2 separate regions of the Homo sapiens genome follow, and region 2 is linked to region 1. Evidence: read pairs that join two places in POLR2A ChIA-PET (ENCODE). Cell type or tissue: PC-9. All regions are shown on one strand. Each heading gives the region's core, and the rest is flanking DNA. Links, peaks and the distances in the headings are about the cores only. Region 1 overlaps E2F6 (E2F transcription factor 6). Region 2 overlaps ROCK2 (Rho associated coiled-coil containing protein kinase 2).

The links. ChIA-PET counts read pairs that join two places held together with the same protein. Peaks named below come from ENCODE experiments on the same cell type or tissue, not always from the same donor. Only the 100,000 strongest peaks of a DNase experiment are listed, where the experiment ranks them.
Region 2: POLR2A ChIA-PET joins it to region 1 with 5 read pairs; 4 of 35 experiments call an interaction of 5 or more read pairs at or near these places.

What each region holds. Positions count from the first base shown.
Region 1 is chr2:11,458,653-11,464,040 of GRCh38, forward strand. The region is part of intron 1 of E2F6 (E2F transcription factor 6); the gene reads right to left. Among named protein-coding and RNA genes, the nearest start is that of E2F6, 4.8 kb to the right of the region's middle. In PC-9, for the core only: no CTCF peak of the experiment used is centred there; no DNase peak of the experiment used is centred there.
Region 2 is chr2:11,200,518-11,205,905 of GRCh38, forward strand. It overlaps ROCK2 (Rho associated coiled-coil containing protein kinase 2), which reads right to left. Exons shown (of 33, transcript NM_004850.5): 21 at 1,535-1,604; 22 at 793-896; 23 at 440-626. Among named protein-coding and RNA genes, the nearest start is that of SLC66A3, 48 kb to the left of the region's middle. RefSeq lists a silencer at 2,986-3,280. In PC-9, for the core only: no CTCF peak of the experiment used is centred there; a DNase peak (open chromatin) is centred at 3,164; H3K27ac peaks cover 2,898 bases.

The DNA of each region.
Region 1 (5,388 bases), core at 147-5,146:
AGCCTGAAGGCAAGGTGAGCAGTTAAGAAGCTCTTTGTTTATACTGGTGTTAACAATATCCTCGGCACAATGATTTCCTTATCATCTATGACAAGATGATAGCATCTATTAACAAATCACCCCAATATGGAATACTCCCATTGAGACAGAATCCCACTGTAAAATTAATTTAGTTGTTAGAATTGAACACGTAGACCTGCTAGGGCATGCAACACTGGAGCTGGGAATGCTGGCCTTGGGGGTAGGGACTAGGTCTGGCCAGCTCTCTCAAACAGTGCTGACAATGGTGACTTGCAAACATGGTATCCAACAGTGAAACTCTGAAGCAGTCCTATCAAAGTCAGACATTAGACAAGTGTGACCAACTGCCATTGCTATTTTTACATTTAACCCCTCTGCTAATAGTATGAGACGGGCCAGCTACGGTAGCAAGATTCTTGAATGGAAAAAAAAAAAATCCATCCTTATCACATTGATTTGAAACACACATAAACAAACATCCTAAATCCTTATATATAAGCTCAGAGGGGCCTTGCTGCAGAGGTTCCCGTTCTTAATTCAGAGTAGCAGGCCCAGGACTTACACACTCTACTTACTGGCTCCCAAAGAGGCTGCCTCGCTAGCTATGCATTCTAGGGTGTCTTCTCTGCTACACACCTCCCTACCCATCTCATCTAGACAGTGGATCACAGGTTGGTACAGAAATAACACCTCAGTTAGGCATAATATGAAAAAAGATGGCTTTGTTTTCCCCACTCTTTGCTATCAATGCAGTTCCATTACATATTGGCTATACTGATGTATGTGGGAAAACAGTCTCCAAGAGCATTCATTTGTTTTTTTTTCCTCTTCAAATACAAAAACACTCTATCTTGGAGGAATCACAACAGTACCATTGCCCCTCAGTGGCAGACATCATATACAGACATATAGATAGAAACATAAGTCCAGGCGCGGTGGCTCATGCCTGTAATCCCAGGACTTTGGGAGGCGGGGTGGGGGGAGGAGATCACAAGGTCAGGAGTTCAAGACCAGCCTGGCCAACATAGTGAAATCCCCGTCTCTACTAAAAATACAAAAAATTAGCTGGGGGTGGTGGTGGGCACCTGTAATAAAAGCTACTTGGGAGGCTGAGGCAGGAGAATCGCTTGAACCCGGGAGGCAGGGGTTGCAGTGAGCTGAGATCGTGCCATTGCACTCCAGCCCAGATGACGGTGCGAGACTCCGTCTCAAAAAAAAAAAAGATGATAAATAGGCAGATTGTTTGCATGCTAGCTGCAAAATGAATGGAGAAGTCAGAGGCTTACAAAATGAAAATCACTCAGGCTGATCTTGTGCCCTGACAGAGTATACAGCTCTCTAGGAACCAGCATCTTCTGGGGCAAGTCAGCATATTTTTTCAAATTCCAAGCTATTTCACCACTGCTCCAAGTCCCCTATTTAAAGACCTATACTTTATTGTGTAGCTTTGAAGAGCTGCTTCAAAGGTGGAAAAAAAAATAAAAGATGAAGTTTAGGGACTAAAATGCTAAGCACTGCCTCCAAGCTGGTTAAACCTTTCTCTATACAGATGTTTCTCTACACCAATTCTGTTTTGGGGAGCAATATTCCTTCAAGAGGTCTTTGGAAAGGTTATTGCATTCTCACCCATTCAAATTTTCCTTATTTTTCAATTATGCAGACCAAGTTCTACCTCCAATCAATGCTATTTTCTCCCTTCTCAGAAGTCCAGATCCTCTGGGACCCTCTTTCCCGTTTGTCCTTGGACAACAACTTCAGATTCTCTGGCCTTTGGACTCTAGGAGTTACACTAGCAGCCTCCCAGGTTCTCATGCTATGGACTTGGACTGAGCCATGCTACCAGCATCCCAAGGTCTCCAGCTTGCAGCCAGCCTATTGTGGGGCTTCTCAGCCTCCAAAATCATGAGCCAATTTCCCTAATAAATTCCCTCTCATATATCTACATGCAATCATGCATCTTCTCAGAATCGTCATTAGGCGATTTTGTTGCGTGAACATCATAGAGTGCTTAAACAAACCTAGATGGTACAGCCCACTACACACCTAGGCTATACAGTATAGCCTATTGCTGCTAGGCCACAAACCTGTAGAGCATGTGACTGACTGAATACTGTAGATAACGGTAACTAACAGAATGGTATTTGTGCATCTAAACATAGAAAAGGTAATGTTTGGTGCTATGACCATTATGATGGCTACAATGTCACCAGGTGATAGAAATTTTTCAGCTCCACTATAATCTTACAGGACCAGAAACCTAATACAGATTTGGTACCAGAAGTGGAGTGAGTCATACTTTGCACCTCACCTTTAGGGGTCTGCTGGGACTTGGGTCTAGTAATAGGTCTAGAAGCAAAGAGGGGTGGCGGGGTGGGTCCTGATGAGAATCAGCACTGTCTTGTCCGGGAACTGTTTCAGAGGAGGCCATTACTATCTCCACAGGCAATGCAGAATTAATCCCCTTAGACAGGGGTGGAAAGGATGATACCACTGTAGGTGGAAATGCTACTGCCCCTCTGGCAAACAAGACTCATCAGAATTTAGGGGCTCAATGTGTCCAGCCTCATCTTCCCACATGATCCCATCCAAACTTGCAGGACCCCACTCTTTCCCAACCAATACCCTCACTTTAACAGTAGATGCTCTGTGAGGCTAAGAGAGTTCAACTTTCTATTTTATTTATTTATTTATTTTTGTGATGGAGTTTCACTCTTGTTGCCCAAGCTGGAGTGCAGTGGCACAATCTCGGCTCACTGCAACCTCCACCTCCTGGGTTCAAGTGATTCTTCTGCCTCAGCCTCCCGAGTAGCTGGGATTACAGGCGCACGTCACCAAGCCTGGCTAATTTTTTGTATTTTTAGTAGAAACGGGGTTTCACCACATTAGCCAGGCTGGTCTCGAAATCCGGACCTCAGGTGATCCACCCGCCTCAGCCTCCCGAAGTGCTGGGATTACAGGCATGAGCCACCATGACTGGCCAAGAGTTCAACTTCCATTGTAATTTGGCCAGTTACATGATGAAGGCTTGTGTTTGATTTTCAGCAATTTCAGCCCCATGGCTACAGGATAGAAGATTCTAACCCAGGGCACACTTAGAAACTTTTAGGTCATTTATGTGGAACTCCAGCCATGAAACTGAATCCCTGAGCTCATCCTTTTCTTTCATCACTTTGTCCAAAGACAATAGGAGCAACCAACCAATGTCATTATAATCCTTGTTTTCCCAAAAATATTTGAAAATATCACATATAGCGTCACTAAATTCTTTGCCTCTTATAAGCAGTGAATTAGAATAAAAAGGCATTTATTTTGCATATCTATAAACAGTTTGTGTCATGGACTTCCAGTGCTCTCTCTACTATTAGAAGTAGAGCTCTTGGCATTTTTAGATTCTAATCAGATTAAAGAATCAATTCCAAAAACCCCAATTAAGGAAACTCATCTTTAATATTCTGTTTCCCAGAACCATTCCTGGTACCAAAATCTGTGTTAGTATTGGTCTGTCTCTCTGGAGAGCCCTGACCAATAGAGTAATAAATTCAATTCTGGATATAGAGTAGTCCACCCTTATCCCTGGGAGCTACATTCCAAGACCCCCAGTGGATGCCTAAAACCGCAAACAGTACCAATCTCTATATATACTATTTTTTCGTATACATACATACATGTGATAACATTTAATTTATAGATCGGGCATAGTAAGAGATTAACAGCTAATAATAAAATACAACAATTATAGCAATAAACTACAATGAAAGTTATGTGAATGTGGTCTCTCTCTCAAAATATCTTATACTGTAGATCTTAGCGACCTCAGAATAAGATTTTTTTTCTTTCCTTACTAAGTCAAGAACTTAGATCTTTTCACTTAAAGGAAGCACTTCATCAATTCTCTTCAGCATACTGGAAGCACTACTGGAAGCATACTGGAAGCACTACTTTTGTGCTTTGGGGCCATTACTGAGAAAATAAGGGCTACTTAACACAAGCACCGTGACAGTTGGTCTGAGAATCAAGAAACAGCTACTAAGCGACTAAGGGCAGGGCGCAGTGACAGCATGGGAACTCTGGACAAAGGAAGATTCAGGTGCTGGGTGGTACTGGACAGCTCAAGATTTCATGACACTACTGAGAATGGCAAGCAGTTTAAAACTAATGAATTATTTCTGGAATTTTCATTTTAATAGTTTGGGGGACCACAGGTTAACTGAAATAAAGAAAAGTGAAACCTCAGATGAGAGGGGACTAATAGGAGTTTGAAACCTAAGTAGGAAGGTCTAGTAGACAGCTGGAAAACCCTGAAGGAGATTTATAGATTTGGGAATTATGACATGGTAACTGAAAATACCAGAACTGTATGTCTAAGATTTCAAGGGATGTATCTGCTGATACTACATGCAAACTAAGTGGTTTTTCCACAGTGAGCTTAGAGTTTTTATCACGTTCTCAAATATTAAGACCACCAATACAGATGGTACCAATATACAGCTGACCCTCAAACAACACAGGTTTGAATTGTGTGGGTCCACTTAGAGACCAATTTTCTTTACCCGCTGCCACCCCTTAGAGAGCAAAACCAGCTCCTCCTCTTACTCTTGTTCATCAGCCCACTTAGTGTGAAGACAAGGATGAAGACCTTTACGATGACCTAATTCCCCCGAAGGAGTAGGATTTTCTCTTATTTATGATTTTCTTAATAACATTTTCTTTTCTTTAGCTACTTTACTATAAGAAAACAGTAACTAATACATATAAATACAAAATATGTGTCAATTAACTGTTTACGGTATCAGTAAGGCTTCCAGCAAACAGTAAAGTTTTGGGGGAATCAAAGTTATATTCAGATTTTGAATTTCATGGGATTTGGTGCCCCAATCCCTGAGTCGTTCAATGATCAAATGTAGATGGTAACAGAAGTCATGGGAGGAGTGAATGAACTCCCCTAAGAAGAATGTGTAGAGACGGTAGAAGAGAACCCTGAATAATACCAACATGTGGCCAGCTGCAGAGGCTCACGCCTGTAATCCCAGCACTTTGGGGAGCTGAGGTGAGAGGACTGCTTGAGCCCAGGAGTTCAAGACCAGCCTGGGCCCCATAGGAAGACTCCCATCTCTAAAAATAAAAATAATTAGCCAGGTGTGGTGGCATGTGCCTGTGGTCTCAGCTACTTGGGAGTTGGAGGCAGAAGGATCACTTGAGCCTGGGAGGTAAGGCTGCAGTGAGCCATGATGTGCCACTGCACTCCAGCCAGGGTGACAGAGTGAGATCCTGCACCGGGGGGGGGGACAAAAACAAAAACAGAAAAACAAATCAACATGAAGGAATGGGAAGAGGATGAGGACAAGGAGAAGCCAGAGAAGCAGATGG
Region 2 (5,388 bases), core at 137-5,136, 260 kb before region 1:
GAACAGGATTGAATATCCCTGTTCTAATACCAGACTTTTTAATTACCGCAGCATTTCAATAGGTCTAGTTAATTGATAGGGTAAACCTAACTACTTGATATTTGACCTCTCTCTGAAATTTTTATTGCAATTTTTTCAACCTGCACGGAACTGTTTTCCTGGTAGTTTCAAGATTCTTCTGAACTAAGTTCTGTTTAAAAAGAAAAAAAAAAATGACCCTTTCACTTTAGACCTTTAACTTTGAATTCATTAACAGGTGAAGTCACTTTTAGTAAGCTCCTCTGACAACATTGAGAAGGTGGCAGTTAACTAGATTAAAAATCTTGTAGTCAGCATATATAATTTTTCATTTAGATCTGTGATACTTAGTATGTCTAAAGAAGGTTTAAGATATAGCAATTTAACTATAATCCAAAAAAGCACCAAGAATTTGACTTACAGAAGCAATTGTAGCATCTTTTTCCGTAAGTTCCTGTTTGTGTCTAGCCATCATCTCTTTGATCTCCAGCTCTTTCATGATCTTCTCTTTTTCCAAATCAGAATATTGTTCTTCAGCAATTGAACGAGCCAGTTGCTCAGAATCTGCTTTGGTCAAGGTGATCTCCAGTTGGGCAGCCAAAGAGTCCCTACATTTTAGCAATATATCATTTTAATGGTTCAGTTTTCACTATGAAGTGAAAGTTTTTGTCTAATTCACTTCATCAATAATTTTTTATTTGGTGATTACCAGGCATTGTTCTAGGAGCAAAGTATACAGCTATGAACAAAAAGAGACAAGGGTCTCATACTTACCGTTCATCCTGTAATTCCTGTTTCTTCTGCTGCAATTCTTTACCAAGTTTGGTCTTTTCTTCACATTCTTCTTTAAGCTCCCTAACTTGTGTTTTATAAAGGGTCTAAATAGCAAAATACAACAGAAATGCGTATCATCATCAGAAATATTACTTCTACATTCAAAAGCTATTCAGACAAAAAGGAGAATGAACACATACAAATATTTTCTTACTGCTAAGTCCCCGAGCAAATGAATAGTTTAATGAACTTTCCTATTTCTAGTCATCAATTAACTAATACAAGTTCAGGTAATAATTAAGAAGCATGATTTTCAACTGGATATCACAGTGATATTTCTCATTTAATAGCACAGATAGGTAAAATGAATAAGGAGGCAAGGAAAAACATTAACAATTTAGACAAAAAAATGTTATTGGCTTAAATCAATAAAACAGGAGTTTCTACTTCATATTTTTAAAACTGATCTCAAAAAAAGCACAACTATTAAAATGATAATTTTATTACAATTTTATTTCTTGCATTATGAAAATATTTTCTTCCTGAAAACAATGCTGTTAATCAGCTTCACCAGGTATGTTTTGTGCTTAGAATTATTTTTCTAGCAATGATAATAAATTTCTCTTAAACTATCTACATTCTTTTGCCCAGCTGCTCTTTTTATATGAGTTGTATGGTATAAATAAAATATCCCAACCAAAACTCTGTTTGCTATTTGCAAATTAATGTGTCTTGAACTTACTGAGAAATACTGTTCTGCTTCGAGCTGATCCTGGAGCTCTTTCATTTGCCCATCTGCATCCTGACGTTCTCTGTGAGGACAATGAATCAAAGGTTTAAATAACTTACACATATTTTAAACGAGCAGCTCTCAAAGTATGGTCTGGGGGAAGCCCTGGGAGTCTCTGAGGTTCTTCCACAGAACCCATAAGGTCAAATCATTTTCATAATACTGAGCACCATGGTTTTTTTTAAAACTCTCATTCCCTCGTTATATACCGTATGTACTTTTCCTGAGGCCACATGACTTGTAATTACATCATTCTGATGGCTAAAATAACGTGTTTGTGTGTTCCTGTGTTTTAAAGTTTTCTCAGTTTTAATTTCTAACACAATACAAATCATTAGATATAACAAACGTAAACAAAAACTCATTTGGAACCCTTGATGATAATAATAATAATAATTATTATTATTTTTGTTTTTGAGACGGAGTCTCACTCTGTCGCCCAGGCTGGAGTGCAGTGGTGCGATCTGGGCTCACTAAAAGTTCCGCCTCCCGGGTTCACGCCATTCGCCTGCCTCAGCCTCCCGAGTAGCTGGGACTACAGGCGCCTGCCACCACACCTGGCTAATTTTTGTATTTTTAGTAGAGACGGGGTTTCACCGTGTTAGCCAGGATGGTCTCGATCTCCTGACCTTGTGATCTGCCCACCTCAGCCTCCCAAAGTGCTGGGATTACAGGCGTGAGCCACTGCACCCGGCAGAACCCTTGATAATTTTTTTAAGAGTATAAAGGGGTTCTGAGACCAGTGTTATACTAAATCAACATTGAATCACACATTCACATACAGACACTGTGATCAGCCATTTATGCCAACAAGTAGAATCCAAAGAGCACCTCAAATCTGGTGATCTCAGTGGGGAGTGCAGAATGCCTGGGAGGGGGCTTCTGGGGAGGCGAGAAGTGCTGGCTTTAGATCTAAACATGGATGGTGGCTGCACAGATTTGTATACTTTGTAAAAATTCACTCAGCTCCACACTTAGTATTTGTGTACTTTTTCTGTATTATGTTAATCTTCAATAAAGGAATAAAATAATAAATAAAATAAAAGCAAGCCCAACAACCCATTTAAGAAGCTGGGTTGAAATGGTACATTAAATTCTGGCCTTATTTTAAAAACATAAAAATTATAGTTATCCGAAACCAAAACTAAGGAGGAATAAAGCAAGTTGGAGAACAATACAATTTGTATGATATAATTTAAAAACAAGCAAAAAATAGAATCAAATGTACAGAAAACTCAACCTCACATATATTTGTTCAGATATATAGATAAAGGCACAGAAAACAGTCTGGAAGGAGAAATAACAAATTGTTGATATGTTACCTCTGGAGAGAGGAAAATGTCTGCATTCATGAAGGAGAGCTTACGTACTGCTTTTTTTTTTAAATGTAGTCAAGTATTTTACAATGGGAAGCTATATGAACACCACTTGGGTATTTTTAAAAACTACAATGCAGGAAGACTCAGAGGGAGCACGTGATTTAACCCTAGTCTCTTCAGTTCGTATACTGCTTAGGAGGTTTATCCTCATTCCCATTTAACATAATTTGGTCACTTTGTTTACTCACTGGCTCTTAAACTTGTGGGTAAAAAGGGAAGTTATGACTCAATGTCACTTAACTGTGTCATTTCTGTATTTTATTGTTGATGAGTATACTGTAGAGAATTCATGATTCTTATTTCTCCATGAGTCAAAGATGTGAGAGATGCAATTTAACAAATATATGAAAGGTCAAGTTTTAAAACTGTCCGATCACTGTCAGCTAAGCCCACTTGTAGCAAACCACAGTATAATTTTAACATCAGGACCTTCTTCAAGAGCTGATATCTTTCATTTATATGTAACTTTTATAACCTAATATTTATTAGGTATTTAAGAAAAGTAATTTTCAGAAAGTATTATTTCAGAAAGAACCATGTAATTACATGATTACAAATGAGGAGTACAGAACAGAAGGAAGAAATTACAATGAGAAGTAGAAGTCTCCTCATTTGACACCTCTCCACCCCTACTAATCCTATTCGCCTAGAAGAAATAACTGTTTCATTTGTGTTTTATCTTTTGGTGGTTACCTCCACATCTCATAAGTTTTAGATATTATTTGCCCATTCCCTGTTGTCAGACTTGAATTTAGCTCTCTTGCCTTCCCCAACCTCTCCCCACCTCCCAATATAGTTGTATCACTCATCTAAGTGGTATAATGAACCCCCCATTTCCCTCTTATAGCAACCACAAACTATAATCTCCCCGGTTTACTAGATGAGAACTCTAACACTCCTATCCTGTCATTGTTTTTGAAATTTCATGAGAATATGTCTAGATATAGATCTTTTTTCATTTATATGCTGAGTCCCTTCAGTCTAAAGACATTTCTCCTTCAGCTAGGGGAAATTCTTCTCTATTATTTCTTTAATTTCCTCCTCTTGGTTTTTAGTTCTTGCTGGAATTCTTATTCGCTGGGTGCTAGATCTCCTAGAACAGTCCCTCTGGGCCTTACTTACGTCTTTCAAACCTTCCATGACATTTCTTCTTTTGTTCTACATTTTAGGAAATTTCTTTGACTTTGAACCCTTCCAACAAATTTATATTGGCAGTAATTATTCATCTTCAAGAGCTCGTTCCTATTCTGGCTGTTCCTTTTACATTGTGTCTGGTTCTCAATTAATGGAAGCAGTATCTCCTGAAATCTTTGATCAATACTAATTACCAGTAGCTTTTTACAGTGCTTTTGTTTTTCCAGAACTTTTAGCAGTTCTCTTCTACTCCTTGATATATGTTTCCTCCGGGGGCACTTTTCCTCTTTCATTATCATAATCTTCCTCTTTCAGATTGCAGGCTTTCCTCAAATGTTTAGTGATACTTGGTTATTTACTTGCAAAGGGGGTGGGAAAAACTTTAATCTCTATGTATGTAGGAGTTTTCTCACTGGCAAGCTTCAGTTTAAGATGAGAGGCTTTAAAAGCCAGCATTAAGCAAAGGGACCCCTAAATGCCAGAGTGAGAAAGGCTTTTCACCCCATATTAGCTGTTCTAATTACCCCAGAGGTTGTACCCAATTACTCTGTAGAGGAGAATGCTCTGATAAAAACCTTAGTGGTGGGAGGTGCCTGGCTGCAGACATATCTGCAAGGTTAATGGTAGAGTATGATCAGCAGATTAGTTCATTTAGTGTCACAACTTACTCCAGGCCTTATTTGCTCTGAATACTTCTTTTCCATCTATATCCCACTTCATGTATACCCCTGGCCTTATATATACTCCTTTCTTCTTTTGTTCTACTTCATCAGTCACAAGGCTTCCATCTAACTGCCATCTCATTCACTAGAGAACCTTCTTGCCCTCCAACCCATTCTCATTCTTATTTATTGTGGGTTTATATATTTTTTAATTCCTTTACTAGAGTTTTTCTGGAATCTTACAAGAAAGAAGAGATATACATGTTGGCCATTTTAAAAAGAAGCCAACATAGCACTTCATATGTAAATTCCCATTGCATGTATTTTTTTTTTTTTTTTACCTTCTATTCACTTATGTACCTGCCTTATCTTCCCCACTGAATAACTAATGATAAAATGCTAGTAAACTTCTCATGGGTAGGAAATGTATTTGGTTAATCTTTCTATCTTTCATAGTAACTACTACAATGCCTTACACCTAAGAGGGATGTAATCATTCATACAACATTTATTGAGGATGTAGTATATGTAAAACCTTAATCAAGGATTGGGGGCCGGGCACAGTGGCTCACACCTGTAATTCCAGTACTTTGGGAGGCAAAGCCAGGCAGATCACCTGAGGTCAGCAGTT